2 separate regions of the Homo sapiens genome follow, and region 1 is linked to region 2. A link is a loop called in an ENCODE intact Hi-C map of the cell type or tissue named here. Cell type or tissue: breast epithelium. All regions are shown on one strand. Each heading gives the region's core, and the rest is flanking DNA. Links, peaks and the distances in the headings are about the cores only.

Evidence for each region. Peaks named below come from ENCODE experiments on the same cell type or tissue, not always from the same donor. Only the 100,000 strongest peaks of a DNase experiment are listed, where the experiment ranks them.
Region 1: a loop joins it to region 2, with 23 times the contacts of the local background. A loop is called at or near these places in 1 of 110 quality-filtered maps.

Annotation. Positions count from the first base shown.
Region 1 is chr2:129,565,269-129,569,663 of GRCh38, forward strand. No RefSeq gene overlaps it. Among named protein-coding and RNA genes, the nearest start is that of LINC01854, 290 kb to the left of the region's middle. In breast epithelium, for the core only: no CTCF peak of the experiment used is centred there; no DNase peak of the experiment used is centred there; H3K27me3 peaks cover 803 bases.
Region 2 is chr2:129,438,822-129,443,216 of GRCh38, forward strand. No RefSeq gene overlaps it. Among named protein-coding and RNA genes, the nearest start is that of LINC01854, 170 kb to the left of the region's middle. In breast epithelium, for the core only: no CTCF peak of the experiment used is centred there; no DNase peak of the experiment used is centred there.

The DNA of each region.
Region 1 (4,395 bases), core at 128-4,127, 130 kb after region 2:
TTGACTGTATTAATCATAAAATCCAATATTTTAAAAATTCCAGTACCTGGAATGTTTCCATTGTCTGCCTTTTTCTGTGACTTTTAGTCATTTGGTCCTGTTTTTTGACATGTCTGGTAATTTTTTATGAAATACACATATATCACATAGGAAATAAATGTAGGGTCTATCTTCCCCCAGAGAGGATGTCTCCTTCTTCTGAGAGATAGATGGCAGGTCGTCTCTGGCAGATCACTCTGACCGTGTTGAAGCTGTGTTTTGGGCACGGTTGCCTTCCCAGTTAGCCTTACTCCTAAGGCATAATTCTCACTCCCAGGGCATAGTCTTCCCTGGTCCCAGTGGGAGCCTTCTGTGTTCACCAGGGCCCCTCCACACTCCCTGTTCCCAGCACCATGAGCCTGTGGGAATCTCTGCTCAGATATTCATCTCCGTGCTGCTCCTTTCATCTTGGACTCTCAGTGCCTTGTTGCAAGAACATACAGCTTGGAAGGTAGCCAATCCCTCAAAGGGAAGTTGCAAGCAGGAGTTCTGCCTCAATCCTGTGTTTCCTACCTCTCCAAGATCTTACCTTCTTAATCCACGCCACTGTGCTGCCTCAGAGTCTGCATAAGCCCTGGGCTGCTGTGGACCCAACCCTACCTCCCATACTGTGAATCAGCAGGTGCCCCGAGGTGAGTAGCAAGGCATTTACATGCACTTTCCTGCTTTCTTGGAGTGCGGTCCCTCAAGTCCTGCCTGCCTTGCTCTGGCTCCAATGCCTTCATACGCTTCATTTTATTTTTAATCCAGATTTTATAGCTGTCTGCAGTGAAAGAGTTATTCCAATATATGCTACATGATTTCAGCTGGAAGTGTAAGCCCACTTTCTCTTTCAACATGACACTGTCGTTATCATTGTGTCTCATGCTGGGTATTTTCTTAGATGTGTTCTCATTTAATTCTCACCCTTTGAAGTCAACTGTATTCCCATTTTTAAGGATAAAAATGTGGCTAATAATAAAAAGCTGGGGCTTAAGCCCAATTCAGAGTGTTTTGAAACCCTATCTATTTTCAAATAAACCAGACTGCCTCATAACGCAGTCATACCAAACTCTGCAGATAAAGTCTCATTATTTTGTTTATGAGAATGTCACTTGAGTCTAGTCCCTTTCGATGAAGCCCCTGGCAGACAACTGGAGAATTCACTTTTCACCCTAATGTCCTATGTCTGTCAAGAAGGAAACCAGAAAGATTTTTTGACTTCCCAGAATATGACACCAAATTTTAAAATATGTCAGACAGCTCAACTTGACAAATTGCCAGGGGGAAAAAACGATGGGGTGCTGCCTTTCCTCAAGAACTTTAAGGTGATTTGGAGTTATTTTGTGTGAAAAGTGCAAAAGAAATGATGAAAATTACTTAGAACAGCTGTACTTGCCTTGAAGCTCTGAGGATGCTGGAAATTTCAGCGAGTGACTTTTCTGTGTTAATGTAAAGGTGGGAAGCAACGCATTTAATATTGGATGACTTCCAGGGGAATCATCACTTCCAGGTGGATTCTGGAGAATGATGGAGATAAATCAAGTACAGTGGGTGCATAGCACACCTATTAAACATTTCTTTTTTCCAGTGGTCTCCTGATACTCTGCACATTTTAGCAGCTCCTGAGACTTGTTTACTGTAGGTTTTAAGAATCTTCCAGAGTCACCTCTTAAAACATGGCAAAATTAGCAAATGTGGACATCCTATCTGCTATAAGCAGAACTGCTGGATAAAATATAGTTTAGAAATAGTAGAAATGGAAAGAAATAGAAATCTTCAGGCAACATTAAGCGGGGAGGACTACACAGCCAACAGTCTAAGCAGGTGAGCTAATGCCTCTGAGACCCAGACAACTATGAGAAGTGAATACAGGCACTAATAGCCAGGGCCAGAGTTTGACCAACCAAAGGAGAATAGAAGAGGAGGGCTTGGGCCTGTGCTAGGCAAGGAGCTAACACTAAGAACTCTGCATAAACCTGGTACTAATGCATTATCCATAATGATTATTAACCCTTTATTATGTTCCAGTCATTGTCCTAAGTATTTCACATGTATTAACTCATTTAATTCTTGTAATAATGATGCATGTATAGGCAGGCTGGCTCTATTTCAAAGAGATCAAAGTGTGTATAATGGCTCCACCATCATAGTAGCTGGTTTCTGTCTCCTGTGACAGCATTGGATTGGACAGGTATCTAGGTCAACAGGATGGTCCTTCTTGCAGTCATCCAGGGACTCTGACTGATGGAATCTCTGCTGTCCTCAAACTTGTTTTCCAAGATTACTTTGAAAAACTAGACTCTATTTTAGCCGTCGGGATGGTGAAAGCAGGTAGAAGATACCCGAAGAAGGTTTTTAGGGGCCAGACTGGTGTGGTTCACATTGCCTACACCCATACTCTATTGGCTAATCAGTTGTGGGGCTACAATAAACATCAAAGGAGGCTGGGAAGTGTATTCTAGCTGTGTGCGCTGGAAGAAGAAGAAAAAGGTTTAGTGAACAACCAGCAGTCTCTGCTATAAACCTATGAGAGGGGTTGCATTATTTTCATTATTTTACATATAGGGAACCTGAGTACAGAGCAGATGACTTCTTGAGGTTACAGAGAAATTGCGATTAAAACTCCAGCTGTCTGGCCCCCAATTCTACATGCCTCTTTCCTACCTGGAGCACACTGTTATGTAAAATTGCCTTTCCTCATGGAAGAGGAAATCAGAACTACAGCCACCAGGACCAGGAAAGTGGGAGAAAAATATATAACTGCTCTGGTAGAAAAAGATTCCTATGGAAAAAAAAAATTGAGCTGTGGACTGTGCCATGTGCTACTGACACATGGTGCAAGAATTCCAAGCTGATTCCCTAGTACATGATGTACGATTCCAAGCTAAGAAATTAATGAGCAAACTGGTTCCTGACTCAAGAAGACCCTCAGATGCTCAGCAGAAGCAAACCTAAAATGACGTTGAAGGGACACGACCACAATGAGGGCTGATGTGAATAACAAAGGGGGAAAGGAAACACACAGGAGGAACTCACTTGAAGCTGCATAAGGAAATCAACTCAGTGAAAGATCAGATCAAAAGTACGGCTGTAAGTTTCTTTGTTAAGACCTTTCAGCTGGACTAAAACGGCCACCCAGAAAGCAATGTCACACATGACCCATCCCAAGAGGAAATGGAAGAGAATTTTAATTTGATGTGTAATAAATTACAATTTTTTAGAAGAACTTTTACCAGCTTGGTCTGAAAGAGACTGATACAACTCAAAATGGAAAGTATTATCAGAGGCCTCAGCAGTCTCTGGGAAGGAGGCAGCCTGAGAATGCTAAGAACTACAAGTGGGACCACTCCCCATGGACAGGAAGACTCAGAAGACAGAGCCAATGCCATGGAGAACCATTCCCAGAGGCAGGACTGCAGAGATGCGGCCACATCAATTACAGGATCGAAGTGGACCAGTGATGTCCATATAACTTCAGTCTCCCACCTTTTCTCCTACAAGTTTGTCTGCTGTAATGAATGCGTCTCTGCCTCATCATTACATGTTGGAAGATGATGAACAGGTCATCTGCCTCTTTATTCCTAGTCTTCTATTCACAAGGAACAATGACTGAGATGAACCTAAAAAACTGCCTGAGGCCCTTTGTCTGCTTCTGGAGCTGATTTGGGGGACAAGAACCTGTACTTCAGCCTGAACCTGATCTATGCTGGAATAAGACATTGGAGGAGCGGAGTGTGTTCTACATGTGGGAAGGAGATGGATCACTGGATGCCAGGAGGACCAGGAAAGCCAGTCAGTAGACATGGCCCCCCAGGAAACACACCCCTCCCTCATGAATCTGCTATGCCTTGGGACTTGCATTCACCAAGAGAGCATGGTGGGAATGGTGTTGTGCCCATGCTGGGCCTAACTAACCCTTCCAAAGATCTAGAGGTTTCTACTTTGCAACTTTGGAGCCCTGAGTGGTCATATAAAAAGTCTGCCTGCTCTCTAGATTCCTCCTCTCTGGGCAGGGCATCTCTGAAAGAAAGGCAGCAGCTCCAGTCAGGGACCTATAGATAAAACTCCCATCTCCCTGGACAGAGAAACTGGGGGAAGGGATGGCTGTGGATGCAGCTTCAGCAGACTTAAATGTTCCTGCCTGCCAGCTCTGAAGAGAGCAGCGGATCTACCAGCACAGAGCTCGACTCTGCTAAGGGGCAGACTGCCTCCTCAAGTGGGTCCCTGACCCCGGTACCTCCTGACTGGAAGATACCTCCCAGCAGGGTTCAACAGACAGCTTATACGGGAGAGCTCCAGCTGGCATCTGATGGGTGCTCCTCTGGGACAAAGCTTCCAGAAGAAGGAAAAGTCTGTAATCTTTGCTGTTCTGCA
Region 2 (4,395 bases), core at 198-4,197:
TTCAGCGGAGCACGAGCCCAAGCACAAGGAGGTTAAAGCCTGGCTGTGCCACGGCTGCTCTTGTGGACCACTCTCGTGCTCGATCAGCTTGTCTGCTGGATCACACAGCCTGTGGGCTCATTTCCATGAATGCTTAAGGCTTTCTGGGTACCTTCTCAGGGCCCAGCCTAACAAACAGAACATTATCAGGAGCACCCAGAAACTGGGTGAGGAGATGATGAAACAGATGGGGCAGACAGGGGGCTGCAGCTGGGGCTAAGTCTGCAGAGAAGCCATGGGTGCTCAGCCAGGCACACCCAGATTTGAATCTGGACTGTCACCTGCTGCTTGTGAGTCTTGGGCAAGGTGGTGATGGAATATAGCACAGCATGTCATGAGGTGATACCCCAAATTTTTCAGATAATCAGTGTTAACAAGCCCAATGTGGGCTGACGGAGTCCAGGAAGGCTTCTTGGAGGAGGCAGTGCTGGAGTCCTGTAAGTGTCCAGGTGGGAGTGGGTGGGGACATGGAGTGGCAAGAGGAGAGGTTATGGGGCTGGAATAATAGGCTGCCTTCCCAGACCGAGGCATGCTGGGCTTTCCTGAAGCAGAAGATGTGGGAGAGTGAGCATCAGGTGAAACTTGGTACAGGGCAGGACGGGCCAGGAGGGCTCCCTTGATATGTCGCACCCATCTGCAGCTGAGGCAAACACGTCTTCCAGTGCCCACTTCCACAGCTTTCTAAAAGGACCAATTATCACCTTTCATGCTAACGTTATTGTTGTTCCTCCTCAGTGTGGGCCATGGGCCAGGAGCCACCAGTACATGTCAGTTCTGCTTAATTAGGAGGGGAAGTCATCTGTTTTTATTCATACAAGCGTGTGGTGGAAAATAAATTCATGCAAAATGTTAGGTTTAAATACTAGATGTCAGAAAACAGTGCTTCAGTTTGGATCCCTTGGGCTCCTGCGAGGGCTTGCCTCCAGGCTCCTGGGCTGCACAGACCACTTGGTGCTGAGAGTGAGCCTGGGCATTTCCCATTTGTTCTCTCCCCTCATCCTTATCTCAGCCCTAAGAGGCACCCAGAGTCAGAGGCCCAGATGCACGATAAGTCATTAGTGGCATCAGAATCCACACAGCAGCAGCCCTGCTAGGGGCCTGGCCTTCTGCCGCCATAGCAGGAGCATCAGGCAGTGCAGGCAGCCAGTGGACCCTCATTCTGTCCCTCATGTGGGGCCTCCTCTATAGCCCTCCACTGTCCATGCTGCCTCCTAAGTGTTAGCACCCAGCGCCTTCTGGCGCTCCTGCAGCCATGCTTGGACTGACTGCTTTGTCAGCTCACTCTGGGGTCCACGACCATGGCCAGCAAGGTGCTGACAGCCAGCCTTTCCCGTCTGTGCCCAGTTGTGACTTTGTGGGGTACACCCAGTACTTTGGCTTCTTGAAGAAAGAAGAACCACATAGCTGAGCCGAGAGAAGATGTGCATTTCCCAAGCCCCAGCCATCTGCCAGAAGGCCACTCTGCCGGTGGCCCCGGCTTTACCTAATGATTCATCAGCAATTCTGGAAGAGAAAGGTGTTCTCCTAGTGATGGATTTACTCCATATCGCTGACTCTGGACAGAAAAGAGTAAAAAGGAAACACAATTTTCCATCTGAAAACATGTGTTCTCTTAACTTACCTTAAGAAAGAATGTCAACTTCTTTGTGACTGCTCTCTCCTTTTAAGAGAACATTTTCTCAGTTATTGCTCTGACAACACAAGGAGGGCATGTGTTCTGAAGAGCTCAAGGTATAGAATACCACACCTGTTCTGCTAATTCCATCAGCAACATGCTTAGTGTGGGCGTCGTAGATAAGGGCTTAATAATGTTCCGTCAGCACCAGATCCAGGAGTAACACGGATGATGGTCACAGTTCACTGAATGCATGCAAGCATTTTTTTTCCAATTTGTTATTATCATTTAAATTAGAAATACTTTGTGTTACTAGATAAGCAGGCCAGGAGCATCAAGATCCAACCTAGCCAAAGTTCATTGTCTGGGGTCACACAACCAAGGCCTCCCAACCCCCTGCAGTGAGCTGTGTGGGGCCCGTGCTCTTCAGTCCCTGAGGCATGGAGCCTCAGCTTGTGGGATCCAGGAGCGGGGCATAGGGGGACTTCCTTGAAGAAAGCCTCAAAGCTGGTGAGTGAGCACTGCCTCTCAGGGCCTCTTTCTCCCAGAGACATCAGGGTCTCACTGCCCCTTCCAGCTATCCAGCCAACCAGGTGACACTGGGGAGACAAGCAGTCAGAGGGACTCAAACCAGGCAGCTTGCATTTGAGTGTGACGTGCAGATGGTTCCAGGGAGCCCTGGTGTTCCAGGGAGCACCTCAGGGTGGCTGTGTGGGTGGTGGCAACAACTTTCCACACAGATATACACCTGCTTCACACTGCTATTTAACCAGAGCACATTTGCCTTTGGCCGCTCTACTGAAGTCTGTGTTTTAGGCAAAGTTGTTAGACCCGAAAACATGTGAGTCATTACAATAAAAGCATTGCCCTTGGACATAGACAAACTTTGTTTCCATCTCAACTCCCTCATCCACCATTATGTATCATTATTTAGGGCTTGCATTCACTTATCCAAAAACTATTTACTGAGCATCTTCCATGTGACAAGAACTGTTTTATTAAATGAGATTACCTGCAATAAATTATAGCTATACGATGCGTATTGGTAAGAAGTGTGGGAGTGTCTACAACTTTACCCTCAAAGTATCCATGCAATGATACCAATAAATGCATGTCTCTGCCACTTATGTAGTATGTATATGTGCACCCCATGTCTGTGTACATGTATCTCAGCACCTCTCCCATGGATTTGGTGCTAGGTAGCAGGATGTTACAGACACTGAAGGAATGCACAGCTTGGAGGTAGAAACAGGACTGTAAAAAATGAAGCAGGTAAACAGAACAAGCAGACACTCAGTAAATCAGAGAGGGCTTCCTGGAGGAGGTGAGATTTGAATTGAGGCTTAAACTCTCACTCAGTAGGTAATTGCTTGAGCACCTAGCACTCATCTTACCTCCCAGCACCCTGATTTCTCTTAGCTGACTCCCTTTATCCTATTGGCATATTTCATTTACCACAGTGGTTCATCCTGGGAGGTGCACAAATCCCAGTAACAGCCAATGAGAATGACATGTGGGCCTCATGCTGGTGCCATTGGCACTAGAGGCTCCTCTTTTTGCTGGATGTGCACAAGGGAGCATGTTGGCCTGGAGCTCTGGAGATGATCCCAAGAGGGCAAGGCTGGCAGAGAAGAATAGGGCCAAGAGATGAAGGGGCCACATCCTGATCCACCACCGAGCTCAATTCAGACATGACCAAACTGCCCTGACCTCGAACTGTTCAGTTATTCTGAAACCACCCCTATAAACTTTATGAAAATTAATCAAGGAAGAAGAGAGATGGGTAAATGAAATGAAAGCTGGCTTGCAGCACATTCAGCATTCATCACCAGGTTAGGCTGCTGTCTCACCTGCTTCCTCATGGTTGCTTGTTGCCTGATGTCCTAGAATCATGTAGACTCTGTTACAAGATTCCAGTTATCCTTACCTGCTCTATAGATAACAACTTGAATATTATGAAAGGTTAAGTTTTCCCTTTGAGAAATTCTTTTAGGTCCTGTATAAGAGTGAAACTACCAATGCCAGCTGGTCTGAAGGATGCCGCTGATGCCAGCTGGTCTGTAGGGCCCCACTGATGCCAGCTGTCTGAGGACCCCAGGAGGAGCTGACTCACCGAAGAGTGCAGTTTCCACATTCTGATAATTTCACCTTCTTTCCCCCAACCAATCAACGACCCCAGTCTTCCAGGCCCTCACCCTCCATGATCCCCATAGAAACCCCAGGCAAAAGTTCCTTGGGTAGAGGAATTTGAGGGTCTCCTCCCTTCTCCTTGCTTGGTGGCCTGCGATCACTACACTCTTTCTGTGCTGCATCCCTGTAGTCTCAGTGTTTTGGTCTGTTACTGTGCAGCAGGCATACAAACCTGTGAGTACTACAACAATTCCAGCAAGTCAATCCAATTCTAGTAGGATTTTCTGAAATGGAAACTTTGACAGACAAAGACAGAGAGTATATTTTAACAAACACTTCCCCTCATTCTTCAGGAAAAGACTGGTACAAGCCCTGAGGCAGATGGATCTATGAGAAGGGTCTGTCTGGATCAGCTCTGGTTCTTCTCCCTCTTATCACCAGGGTTTGCTTGTCCCCAGAGCCATGCATTTAATTTTCATTTGTTTTCTATATACTTCCAGTCAGATTTCAATAAATAATATATTCTCAGCCTTTCATCATAAATTTGTATCAGTCTAGAATAATTCCCAATTATATAACCTGCTTTGCCAGGAGGTTTGGCCTCCTGCTGG